Linked DNA regions of Homo sapiens: region 2 is linked to region 1. Evidence: chromatin contacts called from ENCODE Hi-C or POLR2A ChIA-PET data. All regions are on one chromosome and are shown on one strand. The core of a region is the stretch at or near the end of the contact, and the rest is flanking DNA. Distances in the headings are between cores, read along the strand shown.

Region 1 (7,310 bases), core at 1,190-3,689:
GGCTGAGGCAGGAGAATTGCTTGAGACCAGGAGGCAGAGGCCGCAGTGAGTTGAGATTGCACCACTGCACTCCAGCCTGGGCAACAGAGCATAACCCTGTCTCAAAAATAAAAATAAAAAATAAACATGCACTTACCATATGACCCAGCAATTGTACTCTTGGGCACTTATCCTAGAGAAACAAAAACAGGTTCACACAAAAGGCTGTACACTCATGTTCACAGCTGCTTGATTCACAATAGCTAAAAACTAGAAACAACTCAAATGTCCTTCAATGAGTGAACAGTTGAATGTACTTGTATTAGTCCATTTTCACACTGCTGATAAAGACATACCCGAGACCGAGAAGAAAAAGAGGTTTAATGGACTTACAGTTCCACATGGCTGGGGAGGCCTCACAATCATGGTGGAAGGCAAGGAGGAGCAAGTCACATCTTACATGGATGGCAGCATGCAAAGAAAGAACTTGTGCAGGGAAACCTCCCGTTTTTAAAACCATCACATCTTGTGAGGCTCATTCACTATCTGGAGAACAGCACAGGAAGGACCTGCCTCCATAATTCAATCACCTCCCACCTGGTTCCTCCCACAACACATGGGAATGGTGAGTTACAATTCAAGATGAGATTTGGGTGGGGACACAGCCAAACCATATCAATACTGTAGTACATCTACATTATGGAATACCACTCAGTAATAAAAAGGAAGGAACTACTGATACATGTAACAGTTTGGATATATCTCAAGGGATTATGCTGAATGAAAAAGAGTCAATAAAAGTTACATACTGTATAATTACAATAATTACATTTATGTAACATTCTTGATATAACAAAATTTTAGAAACAGAGAATAGATTGGGTGGGGCTGCAAAGGTAAGTTGTGGTTATAAAAGGGCAACTGGAGGGACCCTTGTGGTGATGGACCTGGGCTGTACCTTGACTGTGGTGGTGGATACAAGAATCTACACACCTGATAACCATATAGAACTAAATATACACAGAGAACACTAATACAAAATGAGGAATCTGAATGAGATCAATGGATTGTGTGAATGTCAATTACCTGGTTGTGATATGGTACTAGTTTTGCAAGATGCTACCACTGGGAAGACTGGGTAAAGGGTACACAGAATCTCTATTCTTACAATTGCATGGAAATCCACAATTACCTCACAAAGTTGAATAACCATCTCTTTTTTTCATCTGTGATGGAACAAGCAGGCAATATTCTACATTGTTTTAACAAATAAAGCAAACTATGTACCACTGTTCTGGTGGTAAAACCCTTTAACCATAATAAATGTCATCACGTAGCAAATGCTTCACTGTGCTAAACACCTGCTGACCTTATCTCGTGTAATCCGCTCAACGGCCCTAAGACTAGGGAGACACTGCTATCATTCCTAGTTCACTGAGGAGGGTCTGAGGCAAAGAGGTGAAGTGATTTCCTGGAGCTACCTGACCAAAGACTGGAACCAAGATTCTTAGAGGCACACGAAGTCCTTCTGGTAATAAATCTGTATAATTCTATTTGTTATGTTCAGCTGTCCTAACCCTAAAAATTAAAAACTGCCATCAAGCATACAGAATGAGTGTTAGCAACACCGGCACAGTGACAATTTTAAAGAGTTAGAAGGTCCTTTAGAGATTACACAGCCCATCGCCCTCATTTTTACATAAAGGGAATCAGGTGAAGTGACCTGCACAGGTGAGTCGCTGCTCAGAGACCGCACAGCACATTTAAAACTGTATCTCGGTTCAGTACTCAAGAAAAGGACACAGACTTATAAATGGTGGCAAAAACCGAGCTGTCTGGTTCTTCCGGTACCCAGTGCCGGGTCGAGTACAGAGCAGGCGCTCCATATTTACAAGACGAATCAATGACTGAATGAATAGCACCGCCAGGAGCCCCATAAAAGAAGTCCAGAAGACTGCGGGCTGTCAGTCTTCGCTGTGACAAAGAGCCTCCGTGAGGAGCGAGGATTAGGGCCGGACAGGGAGCGCCCTTCTAGTGGACGCTCGACTGGGCTGGGGCCGGGATGGAGACGGTGGGTGCCCAGGCCCTCCGTCTACCGCGGGCCGCGTGCGGGGCCGAGCGAGGACCCGGCTGGAGCTGGAGCGGGGGCGGGGCGGGGGCGGGGCCGAGGGCGAGCCGGAAGAAAGAAGCCGCAGGGCCCGCCCAAACAAGAATTTTCACCGTAATCCCGCCCAGAGTTTCTCCCACGGCCCCATGTCCGCATGGCGGTGAAGGTCGAAGACGCGCGACCCAAAGGGCCAGGTTTTCAGTCAGCCCAGCGTTGGCGACGGGCGAGGGCAGAACACAACCACCACCCTAGTCCCGCCCGGCTCGGGGCCTAGCTTCTCTACTCACAGCGTCGGAGGGAGGGAGGGAGGGAGCGAGCCAGCGTCCCCGCGTCTGCGGCACCCTGGCCGGCCCTTCGCCCTCCGACGCGCGCGCCTATTGGCCACCGCAGCCTCTCCCACATGGGGCGAAGGCGCGCCACTTCATTGGCCCCCGCGTGAGGGGCGGGGCTAAAGAGCGCGGGTCCTCGGCCGTGGAGGGTCAAGTGGCTTCTTCTGAGCGCTGAGGGAGGGGAGCGTGCGTAGGGGATGGTGCCAGCGCTGCGTTATTTGGTTGGTGCCTGCGGACGGGCCCGCGGGCTTTTCGCCGGTGGCTCCCCTGGGGCGTGCGGGTTCGCGTCTGGGAGGCCAAGACCGCTGTGTGGAGGTAGCCGCAGCGCCAGCACCAGGTGAGTGGCCGCTGGTCCTCCCCGCCGCCTGCGCTGCTGCCCCTCGCGGAGGCACCTGGTGGTGGACCTGTGCCCCTGTTCGTATTTCCCTGTCCCGGGGTGAGAGCAGGTTGGGGTCCTGTGGCACTCCAACCTCGGATCCCAGGAGCTACCAACCTGCAGGTTCATTCGTTGTATTTACGGGCCGGAGGAAAGGCAGTGTATAGAGTAGAGGTCGGGAGTAGCTCTGGCTTTGAACAACCCGTCCACTTTCTGTTGAACTCTGGGCTAGTTACTTAACCTCCTTAAAGGCTCAGTTGTGAATTGGACCTTAGTCTCTCCTGTAGGTGGTCATTTGAAGGATAAAAGGACCTAGCACACAGTATAAGCAATCAAATATGCTCTTTATAAGCTGGAGTCTTTGGCGTTGCTTGGAAGATCTGAATACAGTCTTAAATCAGTTCCTGGCACACCCCGCATAGTGTTGCCCCCGTCGGAGGCAGCTCTTATGCTAATGAAAGCCCGCAGAATTCAGTGTCCTGTGATTTATAGTTTGGACGTCACATTCGAAACCATTGTCTTTCTCTGTCCTCTGTAGAAGAAACAGTTTGTGTGAAGGCTGTAAGGCTTGGAGAGGTTTTGGCTATTTTGACGACTAGAAGGTGGGCCATATGAGTGTGACTGAAGTTTAGTGGAAGACATATGGTGTGGAATGACCCAGAAGGACTACATCACAGCAAGGTTTTTAGTTTATTTTAACCACACGTTGACTTTTATTCTAAGAGCCACGGGAAGCTATTTAAAAGGGTTTTAAGAAGAGGCTACGCTTTAGGAGGCCGAGGCGGGCGGATCGCCTGAGGTCAGAAGTTGGAGACCAGCCTAACCAACATGGTGAAACCCCGTCTCTACTAAAAATACAAAAAAATTAGCCTGGCGTGGTGGTGGGCGCCTGTAATCCCAACTACTCCGGAGCCTTAGGAGAATCGCTTGAACCTGGGAGGCGGAGATTGCAGTAAGCTGAGATCGCACCATTGCACTCCAGCCTGGGCGACAGAGCAAGACTCTGTCTCGCAAAAAAAAAAAAAAAAAAAAAAAGAAAAGAAAAGAAAAAAAGAAGAGGCTAATAATTAAATGTTGATGTTCTAAAAGTTGACTCTGGCTGCTGCGTGTTGGTGGATAGGGGGAGTAGAGTGGGATACCAGTAATAGCGATTGTGATTTGTTATGGGGCATGTGGACAGTTCTTTTGGGAAGCTTTTCTTAAGGAAAGAAAAGTAGGGCTAGTGAAAGTTTTGTTTATACTTAAAATGTTTTTTTAAAAAATTTTTGGAGTCAGGGTCTCACTGTGTTGCCAAGGCTGGAGTGCAGTGGCACAATCATAGCTCACTGCAGCCTCCACCCTCCTGGGCTCAAGCGATCCTCCCTCCTCAGCCCCCCTCCCCAATGCTTCCTGTCCTCCAGGAGCTGGGACCACAGGCAGCTAATTATTTTCCTATTTTTTTGTAGAGACGTTGCCCAGGGTGGTCTCGAACCCCTGGCCTCAAGTGAACCTCCCTCTTCAGCCACCCAAAGTGCTGAGATTACAGGTGTGAGCCACCGTGCCTGGCCTATACTTTTATTTTGAAGTAATTATAGATCCATTGGAAATTGCAAAAATAGTACAGGCCAAGCGTGGTGACTCAGGCCTGTAATCCCAGTGCTTTGGGAGGCTGAGGCAGGAGGATCACTTGAGCCCAGAAGTTTGAGACCAGCCTGGGCAAAATATAAGATCCCTTCTCTACAAAATAAAAAATAAAAATAAATAAACAGTACAAAGAGATCCCATGTACCCTTCACCCCATTTACCCCAATGAAAACATCTTATATAACTATAGTACAATATCAAAACTAGGAAATTGATATTGGCAAAATCCACGGACATTGTTCAGCTTTCATCAGTTTTACATATATTCGTGTGTGTGTGTGTGTTTAGTTCTATGCAGTTTAATCATATGTATTAATTTGTGTAACTACCACCTCAATTAAGATATGAAAATGTGGCCAGGCATGCTGGCTCATGCCTATAATCTCAGCACTTTGGGAGGCCGAGGTGGGAGGATAGGTTGAGCCTCAGAGTTGGAGACCAGCCTGGGCAACAAAGGGAGACGGCAAAACCCCTGCTCTACAAAAAAATTAAAAAATAATTAGCCAGGTGTGGTGGCTTGCTCCTGTAGTCCCAGCCACTTGTGGGGCTGAGGCAGGAGGATCGCTTGAGCCCAGGAGGTTGAAGGTGTGGTGACCTGTGATTACACCGCCGCGCTGAAGCCTGGACAACAGAGCAAGACTCTCTTAAAAAAAAAAAAAAGGGTGGTATAAAAATATTCTATTGCCACAAGGTTATCTGTTGTGTTACCTATCTCTTTATATTCACACCTTCCTCTCCATTCTTCCTAACTCTTGGCAACTGTGAATCTAAATTTTTTTTTTTTTTTAACACGAAGTCTCGCTTTGTCACCCAGGCTGGAGTACAGTGGCATGATCTTGGCTCACTGCAACCTCTGTCTCCTAGGTTGAAGGGATTCTCCTGCCTCAGCCTCCTGAGTAGCTGGGATTACAGGCATGTGCCACCACGCCCAGCTGATTTTGTATTTTGAGTAGAGATAGGGTTTCACCGTGTTGGCCAGGCTGGTCTCAAACTCCTGACCTCAGGTGATCCACCCGCCTCAGCCTCCCAAAGTATTGGGATTACAGGCATGAGCCACTGCACCCGGCCTGAAATTTTTTATATCACCAAATATTCAGTATAAAACTTTTAGAAAAAGGACAAGATCTTTGGACATAGAGATGACATCAAAAGCATGATCTCTAAAAGAAAAAAATTGACAAAATGGACTTCATCAAAATGAAAAACTTTTGCTCTGCAAAAGACTGTTAAGAGAATGAAAAAACTACCAAGACGTGGGAAAAAAATACCAGCAACTGCATATCTCCCAAAGGACTAATACACAAAATACATAAAGAACTCTCAAAACAAGCCTTTGGAGATTGGCTTTTTTTCACACAGCATACTATCCTTAAGATCCATGCAAGGCGTCGCCTGTATTGATAGCAGGTTTTTCAAAATTGTTGAATAGAATTCCATGGTATGGATACATCACAATTTGTTTAACCGTTTACCATGGGTTGAAGAACATCCAAGCTGCTTCCAGTTTTTGGCTATTACGAATAAAGCTACTATGAACATTCATGTTCAGGTTTTTGTATGAACATAAGTTTCATTTCTCTGGAATAAATGCCCAAGACTGCAGTTACTGAGTCATGTAGTAAGTCCATGTTTAGTTTCTTTTTAAGAAACTGCCATACTCTTTTCCAGAGTGGCTGTACTATTTTACATTCCCACCAGCTATGTGTGAGTAATCCAGTTTCCCTTCATTCTCACCAGCATTTGGGGTGATCACTTTTTAAATTTTAGCCATTCTGATAGAGACGTAGTGATATCTCATTGTGGTTTTTATTTACATTTCTCTGATGCAATGATGTTTGAACAATGCATTGACTAATGGTGTTGAACATCTTTTCATGTGCTTCTTTGCCATCTGTGTATCTGTCCTCTTTGATGAAATATTTGTTCATATCTTTTGCCCACTTTTTTTTTTTTTTTTTTTCTGAGATGGAGTTTCGCCTTGTTGCCCAGGCTGGAGCGCAGTGGCGCGGTCTCGGCTCACCGCAGAGGCCTCCTGGGTTCAAGCAATTCTCCTGCCTCAGCCTCCCGAGTAGCTGGGATTACAGGCATGCGCCACCATGCCCAGCCAATTTTGTCTTTTTAGTAGAGATGGGGTTTCTCCATGTTGGCATGGCTGGTCTCAAACTCCTGACGTCAGGTGATCCGCCCGCCTTGGCCTCCCAAAGTGCTGGGATTAAAGGCGTGAGCCATCGCACCCGGCCTGCCTACGTTCTAAATGGCTTGTTTTGAGAGTTCTTTTATGTATGAGTCCTTTGGGAGATATGCAGTTACTAGTATTTTTTTCCAATTTCTTAGTTTTTTTATCCTCTTAACAGAGTCTTTTTGCAGAGCAAAAGTTTTATGTTTTGATGAAGTCCATTTTATCAGTTTTTTTTCTTTTATGGATCATGTTTTTGATGTCAACTCTAAGTCCCAAGATTTTGTCCTATTTTTTCCTAAAAGTTTTAAAGTGAATATTAGGTGATGTAAAAAATTTTGTGTTAGTTTTTTTAACTATAATGGTAGTGTGTGTTTTTAGAGATGCCTTTTAGAAATAACATTGAAATATTTACAGATGAAATAATGTGGTGTTTAAGATTTGCATCAAAATAATATAATACAGGAGGGGATGAAATAGAGTATAGAAGAAGCAAGATTTGCTGTGAGTTGATAATTAGTGAAGCTGGGTGATGTATATGTGGGGCTTCATTGAACTATTTTGTCTAACTTTGTGTAGGTATGAACTTTTCCATAAAAAGCTTAAGAAAATTATCTGTTAAACCATTCATTGGTGTTAACTTGAGATTAAGTGAGTTGTAGAGAAAGATGTCTCTTTCAGCCTCCGTGGTTAGCTTGGCCTGCAACTGTCCTCCAGCAT
Region 2 (6,860 bases), core at 3-2,502, 270 kb after region 1:
GGCTGCGGCAGAGGGAGGAGAGGGGCCTCCCTGTTGATGGAGGCCACCATGTAGGGCTTCACTATGCTTCCCTTTCTGGCTCTCCCAGGGAGGAAGGGTGGCTGGCAGCTGGCGGCAGGGCTTGTGAAGGCTTAGCCCTGGGCCTGGTCCTGCTTCTCTTAGAGGTGGCTGGTTGTGCAATGGCATCCTGGCTGCTCCTCTTGGAGCCCTGTGACCACAGTTCCAGGCTCCACCCCCATTTCTCACCGCCGGTGGTGAGAAATGGAATTTTTTTGTTTTGTGTTTTTATGCTGTTCCCGTAACACCCAGCACCAGTCCCCAAGGATGAGTGCTGAAGATCCATAGCCATGGCAGGGCAGGGCCTAGGTACTGAAGGAAGATCCCACTCAGAGTTCAGTTCCACCCACTGCAAAACGCCCTCCGAGGACCCTCACTAGACCAGTTCCTCCAAGTGCGGTCCGCAGGCTGCCATCAGCGGGATCACGGGGTGAGGAAGGGGCTGTTTAAAACACGGGTTCTTGGCCCCATCTGCAGACCCCCAGAATCTAACCCTCTCAGGGAGAGTCCTGGAAATCTGTGTATCTAGAAGCACTTTCTTCCCCAGGCTGGCCAGCTCAGAAATGTCTAAAAACTTTTCTCGATACCAATCCTGGTCTCATTTATTATCCTTCTCATGAAAATGATTTGCTTCCTTTCAGCCTTGTATGACCTCTGAAAATATGACCTGAAGCAGATGGATGCACTCACATAAGAAACATCACCTGTGGCCTTCATCGGTAAGCATGGATTGCTGTTTTCACTCAGGGGCTTTGAAGGAAGACACCTTTGATCATTGGGCTGCCTCTACTTTTCGCTGAGTTGTCACTATTAAATGCCCTTCCCTGGCTTTGCCTTCTCTCTTCTCCACCAGAAAATGGGCCTGCTGCTTGAAGAAGTTGGGCTCTTGGAGTTCTCTAGCACAGGGGCCATGAAAATCAATGACTTCCTTGTTTGCTGACGGAGCAGAGGTAGAATCTCTTGGTGTTTCCACGGAGAAAACACTGACCATGAAGAGCCAAGAAAGATGACATGATGAAGCCATCAGGGGAAGCACCAAACATCCTCAACTCTGCTCACCCATGGTTTTCTCCCGCCCTCCCAGAGCTCCTCCTGCGTGAGTAATGCAGTGTGTGCTGGTGCAGTGTCTCACTGAAAAAAGAAAGAAACCCTGATTTGCAGCATTGGCCAATTTCTGTAGTGTAAATACTCCCACCATAGCAGATTTCAGGTTACCAAGGGTTTCACAACTGGTTCACAAGTCTTGACTGTAATGACCAGCTCATGCAACTCCAGCATCTCATCATCTCCGCCCTGTCCCAGAAAATCCCCACATCACACCCAGGCTGAATATCACTTTCAGCTTCTCAGTCAGAAGGAGAAGTGGTTAACTATGCCAGGATGGTAATGACTAAATATCAGAATGGTGAGTGTGGAGGGTCAGGATGTCTGCCAAATTGGAGATGACTCTTCACTTCTCAATCTTGGTGTCTCATCTGGGGAAGCTGGAGGGAGACATGCACAGCTTCTCATGAACAGTCCTGGAAGCCCTTACCCCAAGGCCTCATGGGGCTCTCTCCAGGGCTTGCTCTTTGTCACTCCTTTAAAAGCCTGTCATTCATTGCCAGAGAACAGAAGACTCCATCCTAAGGCCAAGTTGAAAACGGCAGGCTTGGGAGCTGTCTAGACTCTGGGTCCTGGCTTTTGTCTTGGCTGGTGTCAAAATGGACTCTTTAAAAACTGTCCTCAGGAAGATTCCCCATCCAACTCTGAACAGCCTGGACTGATCTTTTTCTGATTTTTAGGGGTCTTGTGAACAAGAGTCAGGTGGGCGGGCAGCTCTTGTAAAGCTGAACATAACCAAATTTGTCCATAGCCTGTGACAGCAAAGATCACAAAATTCTTCCCTCCCCTTTAGGGCCTGGGAGTGACGCCGAACCAAGGGGAGGATAGTGACCTATTTTATCTCCCAAACATTGGGCAGCCAGTTGCATTTGCAGATTTAAAATCCACCCACACTACTGCAGTTTCTGTTCTCCTGCCCCCCCGAGCATACTTCTGGCTGGAGCTGGTTTTGTAAAGTGGAGTTGGCTGTGGGTGTGGGAGTCCTCCTCGGAGAGCCTGGTCTGACAGCCCCAGTCAACAGCCCTCCCATGGGCATTTGGGCTGCTCCAGTCCCGGCAGGTGCACAGCTCAGGGGAATCTGGTTTTGTCTTGGTCTCAGCCAGGGAAGTCTAGTTAAAGAAAGAAAAGGTTGGCCGGGTGCAGAGGCTCACACCTGTAATCCCAGCACTTTGGGAGGCTGAGATGGGCAGATCACGAGGTCAGGAGTTTGAGACCAGCATGGCCAACATGGTGAAACCCCGTCTCTACTAAAAATACAAAAATTAGCTGGGCGTGGTGGCAGATGCCTGTAATCCCAGCTACTTGGGAGGCTGAGGCAGGAGAATTGCTTGAAACCAGAAGGTGGAGGTTGCAGTGAGCCGAGATCGCGCCACTGCACTCCAGCCTGGGCAACAAGAACAAAACTCTGTCTCAAAAAAAAAAAAAAAAAAAAAAAGGTCTCGGTGGAAATGGCCTTGAATCTGGGGTCTCTCTCATATTCTAATCACTCAATCACTTAACAAATACTTATTGAGGGCCTACTAGGTGCCACACATTGGAAGACAGTGGAGGGTGAAGCAGAGTCTGCCCTCAGGGAGCTTACAGTTTAGATTACAGGCAAGACAGCCCTTACACACATAATTCCAGATGAGTCAATAATGACCAGGGTGCAGAGGCTTTGAAGCAGAAGCATAAGGTGCAATGGGAGCATAAAACAGGGAAGCCTAATGCAGACTGAGGGGCCTGAGGAGGGTTCCTTGAGAAAGTGAGGTTGAAGCTGAGAACCTGAGGAGTGGTTTTCACGCAGTGCAATTGAAGGTTGAAAGGGAAGATCCTCCAATGCACAAAGAATTCATGCTTCAGAAACATTCTCTTCCTGAGGATACATTTGGGAATTTAGGTAGAAATTAACTGTCTTGCCTTCATATACAGTGTAGTGGAGACCACTGTAGGTCTCCAACTTTTTGTCTTTTCTTAATAACAAGTCCCCAGTTTTTGCTAGGTACATAGCTACCCAGAGAAAAGATTATGTGGCCACCTTACTATGTTCTGGCCAATGAGATGTCAGCAGAGGTAATATGCGGGGCCTCTGAGAAGGCCCTTTCCTGCTACCTGGTACCTGGCTGGAGGCTGAAAAGCCATTAGGGACGAGACATGCTAAGGTTGGAGGGTCAGCGTATTACATGGAGCCTCCTTCCCTGATGGCCTTGGGCTGCCATACCAGCCCTGGATTGCCTAATTCCCGACTTCTTTTGTAAAAGGGAGAAATAAGGGTCAATTTTTAAAAAAGCATCTATTACTTTGACATTTTCTGTCACACACAGCCAAATATAATCCTAACTACTATACACAGCTTCTTTTCAGCTTAATGAAAAGATCATTGTTCTGCACTACACATAAATTACCTATTTTATAGAAAAGTCTGTGATTACAATAGCTATTTTCCCAGCCTCCTTCATCACCTCCTTGATCCCCTTATCCTCCCCTCGGCCCTGCACCTCCTCTCTTTCCTGACTCCCACACCAGAGCTAGGCCTGCCCTGGGCACTTTTGCCTCCAGGAATGAATGAGGCTCACAGCCCGAAGGTGCTCCAAGTCTTGGCTACCTTCCCTCAGTGGCTGCCCTGGCAAAGGTCCTGCCGCAGGGAATCACACAAAGTCCAGCAAAGCAACTGGTCTTTCCTGTCCATTCTCACCCTTCCCAAGAAAGTGTGAAGAGTTACAATACTCAGGCAGAGCTGGAAAAATCATACCCTTTTAGAGAATCCACAAGAATTATTGGAGGTGCTTTCACTGACCTGCCCTGCCTTGGGTTTTTCAAGCTACGCAGATGGGTTTTTCAAGCTACGCAGAATTTAATGGATCTGTTTCCCCAGCCTCTGGCTAACCAAATCCAAAACATCAAGAGTCAAGGGGAGAAGGTCAGCATGTTTAGTTACAAACCTTTGGGGCTGTCTGGGGTGATTGCAGGCCTCAGCATGCTGGCTTTGGGTGCGGTGAGGCTGGGGATGCATAGAATTCTGTCCCCTCTGCCCCTGCCTCAAAAAAAAAGTTGAAGGCTTAAACCCCAGTACCTCAGACTATGGCCTTATTTGGAGATAGTCTTTACAGAGGTAATCAAGTTAAAATGTGGTCATTAAGGTCAGCCCTAATCTAATATAACTCCTGTCCTTATGAAAAGGGGAAATTTGGCCGGGTGCGGTGGCGGCTCATGTCTGTAATCCCAGGACTTTGGGAGGCCAAGGGGGCGGATCACAAGGTCAGGAGTTTGAGACCAGCCTGTCCAATATGGTGAAACCCCATTTCTACTAAAAATACAAAAATTAGCCAGGTGTAGGGGCACGCGTCTGTAGTCCCAGCTACTTGGGAGGCTGAGGCAGAAGAACCCGGGAGGCAGAGGTTGCAGTGAGCCGAGATTGAGCCACTGCATTCCAGCCTGGGTGACAGAGTGAGACTCCTTCTCAAAAAAAAAAAAAAAAAAAAAAAGAAAAAAAGAAAAAAAAGAAAAGGTGGGGACAGACACACCCACAGTGAGAACAGCATGTGAGATACAGGCAGAGGTCAGGGTGGTGCTTCAACAAGCCAAGGAATACCAGAGATTGCCAGCAAACCACCAGAAGCATGGGAAAGGCATCCAACAGATTCTCCCTCTCAGCCCTCAGGGGAGCCAGCCCTGCCAACACCTTGATCTTGCACCTCTAGCTTCTAGAACTCTGAGAAGACAAATTTCTGTTGGTTATGTCACCTAGTTTGTGATAACTTGTCGGGGTAGCCCTAGCAAACTCAGGCAAGATCCTTCAAGTACCAAAGAACAGAGGAGTTTGGTGACAGCCACTGGAGTCAAGCGATTTCCCTGTAGCCTCACATCGGGACATGAAGATGTGGGGAGCAGCTAGCCTCCCCTATATTTCTGTAGCTGATGGAAAGTGAAAAAAAAAACCACCAACATCCTCGTGGCCTTGAAACGCTGCATCCCTTCAAGCATCGGATGGTTCCCTTTCAGAAAGGCTGTTATTTGCACCAGTAGCAACTATATAAGTAGTGCTTGCTAATTTGCCAGAAACTATTTGAAGTGCTTTAATATTCTAATTCCTTTTGTTGTTGTGACAGATGAGGAAACTGAGGCACAGAGAGGCTAAGCAACTTAAGGTTAGCAGCTAATACATAGAGAAGGTGAGATTTGGGGGTTTTTGTTTGTTTATTTGTGTAGAGCTGGGGTCTCGCTATGTTGCCCAGGCTGATCTTGAACTCCTGGCCTCAAGCAATCTTCCCACTTCAGCCTCCCAAAGTGCTGAAATTGCAGGAGTGAGCCACTGCACCCAGCTGAAAAGGTGGGGTTTGAACCCAAACAGACTCCCTCCAGAGTCCATACATTTAACCACGACATCTTTAAGTGCATGAACTGGAGTCCATGCGATCCTGTGTTGGACACAGTAGTTCCTGATTGAGATTGCTGTGCTGAGTGAAAGCCATTCCCAAGCCATGTTGTTTGCCACAGTGTGTGTGTGTGTGTGTGTGTGTGTGTGTGTGTGTGTGTTTTAACCTCTTTTGTCTATCACTGGTGGCTGGTGGCTGCCCCAGTCAGGGCTACCTTGAAACAGCAGAAACCCCAAAGCAGCAGGTTCCCCTCTCTTCTCATGCTCATTTTCTGGAACTCTTACCTGGCCTGGCTGGGCCAGAAGTCTCCCTTGGATATTCCTCTCAGTAGAGGAGTTCAAGGAGTCCTCTCTCCACCTGGAGGCAACCAGGGTATCCTGACAGAGACCAAATCTTTCAGAAAGGCCTTTTCTGCTCACTTCCTGGGGGTCATGTTAAACAAGACTACTTCCCAGAAAGCACAACTGACGCTGACTGGCAAGGACTGTCTGAATATCTATCATCTATCTATCTATCTATCTATCTATCTATCTATCTATCTATCATCTATCATCTACCTATCTATCTATCATCTATCCATCCATCCATTTAATCTTTTTTTTTTCCTTTTCCTGGCAGAAAAATCTAAATGTCTAAATGGGTAGGCATCTTTCAACTTATGAACAGTCTGCAAACCCCAACTAAACTTTCTTTGTTGAATGATTCTTGCATGTGCACAAATGCACACGTGAAAAAACTTTGTATGTGATCTCTCCCGCCTGGGTTCCCCCACCTCATCCACTGCTTGATTTCTGCTTGTGGAATTGGAAGTCCACAGGGATGGGGGAAGAAGGTCAAAGGACACCCACAGGCTCTGCAAAAGCCAGCCACTGGGCCAAGCTGCCACCATCCGGCTCCTCCCACTGCCTACTTTACCTGTCTCACCTCACAAGGGGCTGAGCTAAGGTTGCTTTGAGCATATAGGGCTTTTTTTTTTTTTTTTTTGAGACAGAGTCTCACTCTGTCTCCCAGGCTGGAGTGCAGTGGCACATTCACAGCTCATGGCAGCCTTACCCCCAGGCTCAAGTGATCCTCTCACCCAAGCTTCCTGAGTAGCTAGGACCACAGATGTGCACCATTGCACCTGGCTAACTTTTAAAACTTTTTGTAGAGATGGGGTCTCACTATGTAGCCCAGGCTAGTTTCAAACTCCTGGGTTCAAGCAGTCATTCTGCCTTGGCCTCCCAAAGTGCTGGGATTACACATGTGGACCACCATGCCCAGCCTACATGGGGCATTTTGTTAAGCAGAAATGAAGACTCAGTTGCTACTAAGCATCTGTGCCACTTGTACTGTGACGGTTCT

Evidence for each region. Hi-C counts contacts between places; a loop is a spot of excess contacts on that map. ChIA-PET counts read pairs that join two places held with the same protein, here RNA polymerase II (POLR2A). Pooled maps may share reads with other maps.
Region 2: a pooled map shows a loop between it and region 1 (9-fold over the local background). The contact joins the enhancer-like site here to the promoter of DMAC2L in region 1. A Hi-C loop is called at or near these places in 1 of 37 single-sample maps with no recorded cell type and 10 of 50 pooled maps. POLR2A ChIA-PET finds 5 or more read pairs at or near these places in 3 of 52 experiments (AG04450, HCT116 and activated naive CD4-positive, alpha-beta T cell).

Annotation. Positions count from the first base shown.
Region 1 is chr14:50,307,453-50,314,762 of GRCh38, reverse strand. It overlaps DMAC2L (distal membrane arm assembly component 2 like), which reads right to left and starts at 2,439. Exons shown (of 6, transcript NM_001382507.1): 1 at 2,374-2,439; 2 at 137-172. It overlaps L2HGDH (L-2-hydroxyglutarate dehydrogenase), which reads left to right and starts at 2,534. Exons shown (of 10, transcript NM_024884.3): 1 at 2,534-2,752. The coding sequence starts at 2,613. RefSeq lists silencers at 2,055-2,284, 2,345-2,474.
Region 2 is chr14:50,033,308-50,040,167 of GRCh38, reverse strand. LINC01599 (long intergenic non-protein coding RNA 1599) reads left to right here. Exons shown (of 9, transcript NR_131171.1): 5 at 699-776; 6 at 911-1,153. Among named protein-coding and RNA genes, the nearest start is that of LINC01588, 29 kb to the right of the region's middle. RefSeq lists an enhancer at 1,514-1,563 and silencers at 1,423-1,717, 2,154-2,243. Within about 2 kb of position 1,252, at least 16 of the 41 ENCODE cell types and tissues checked have a DNase peak (open chromatin) inside an H3K27ac peak, as active enhancers do.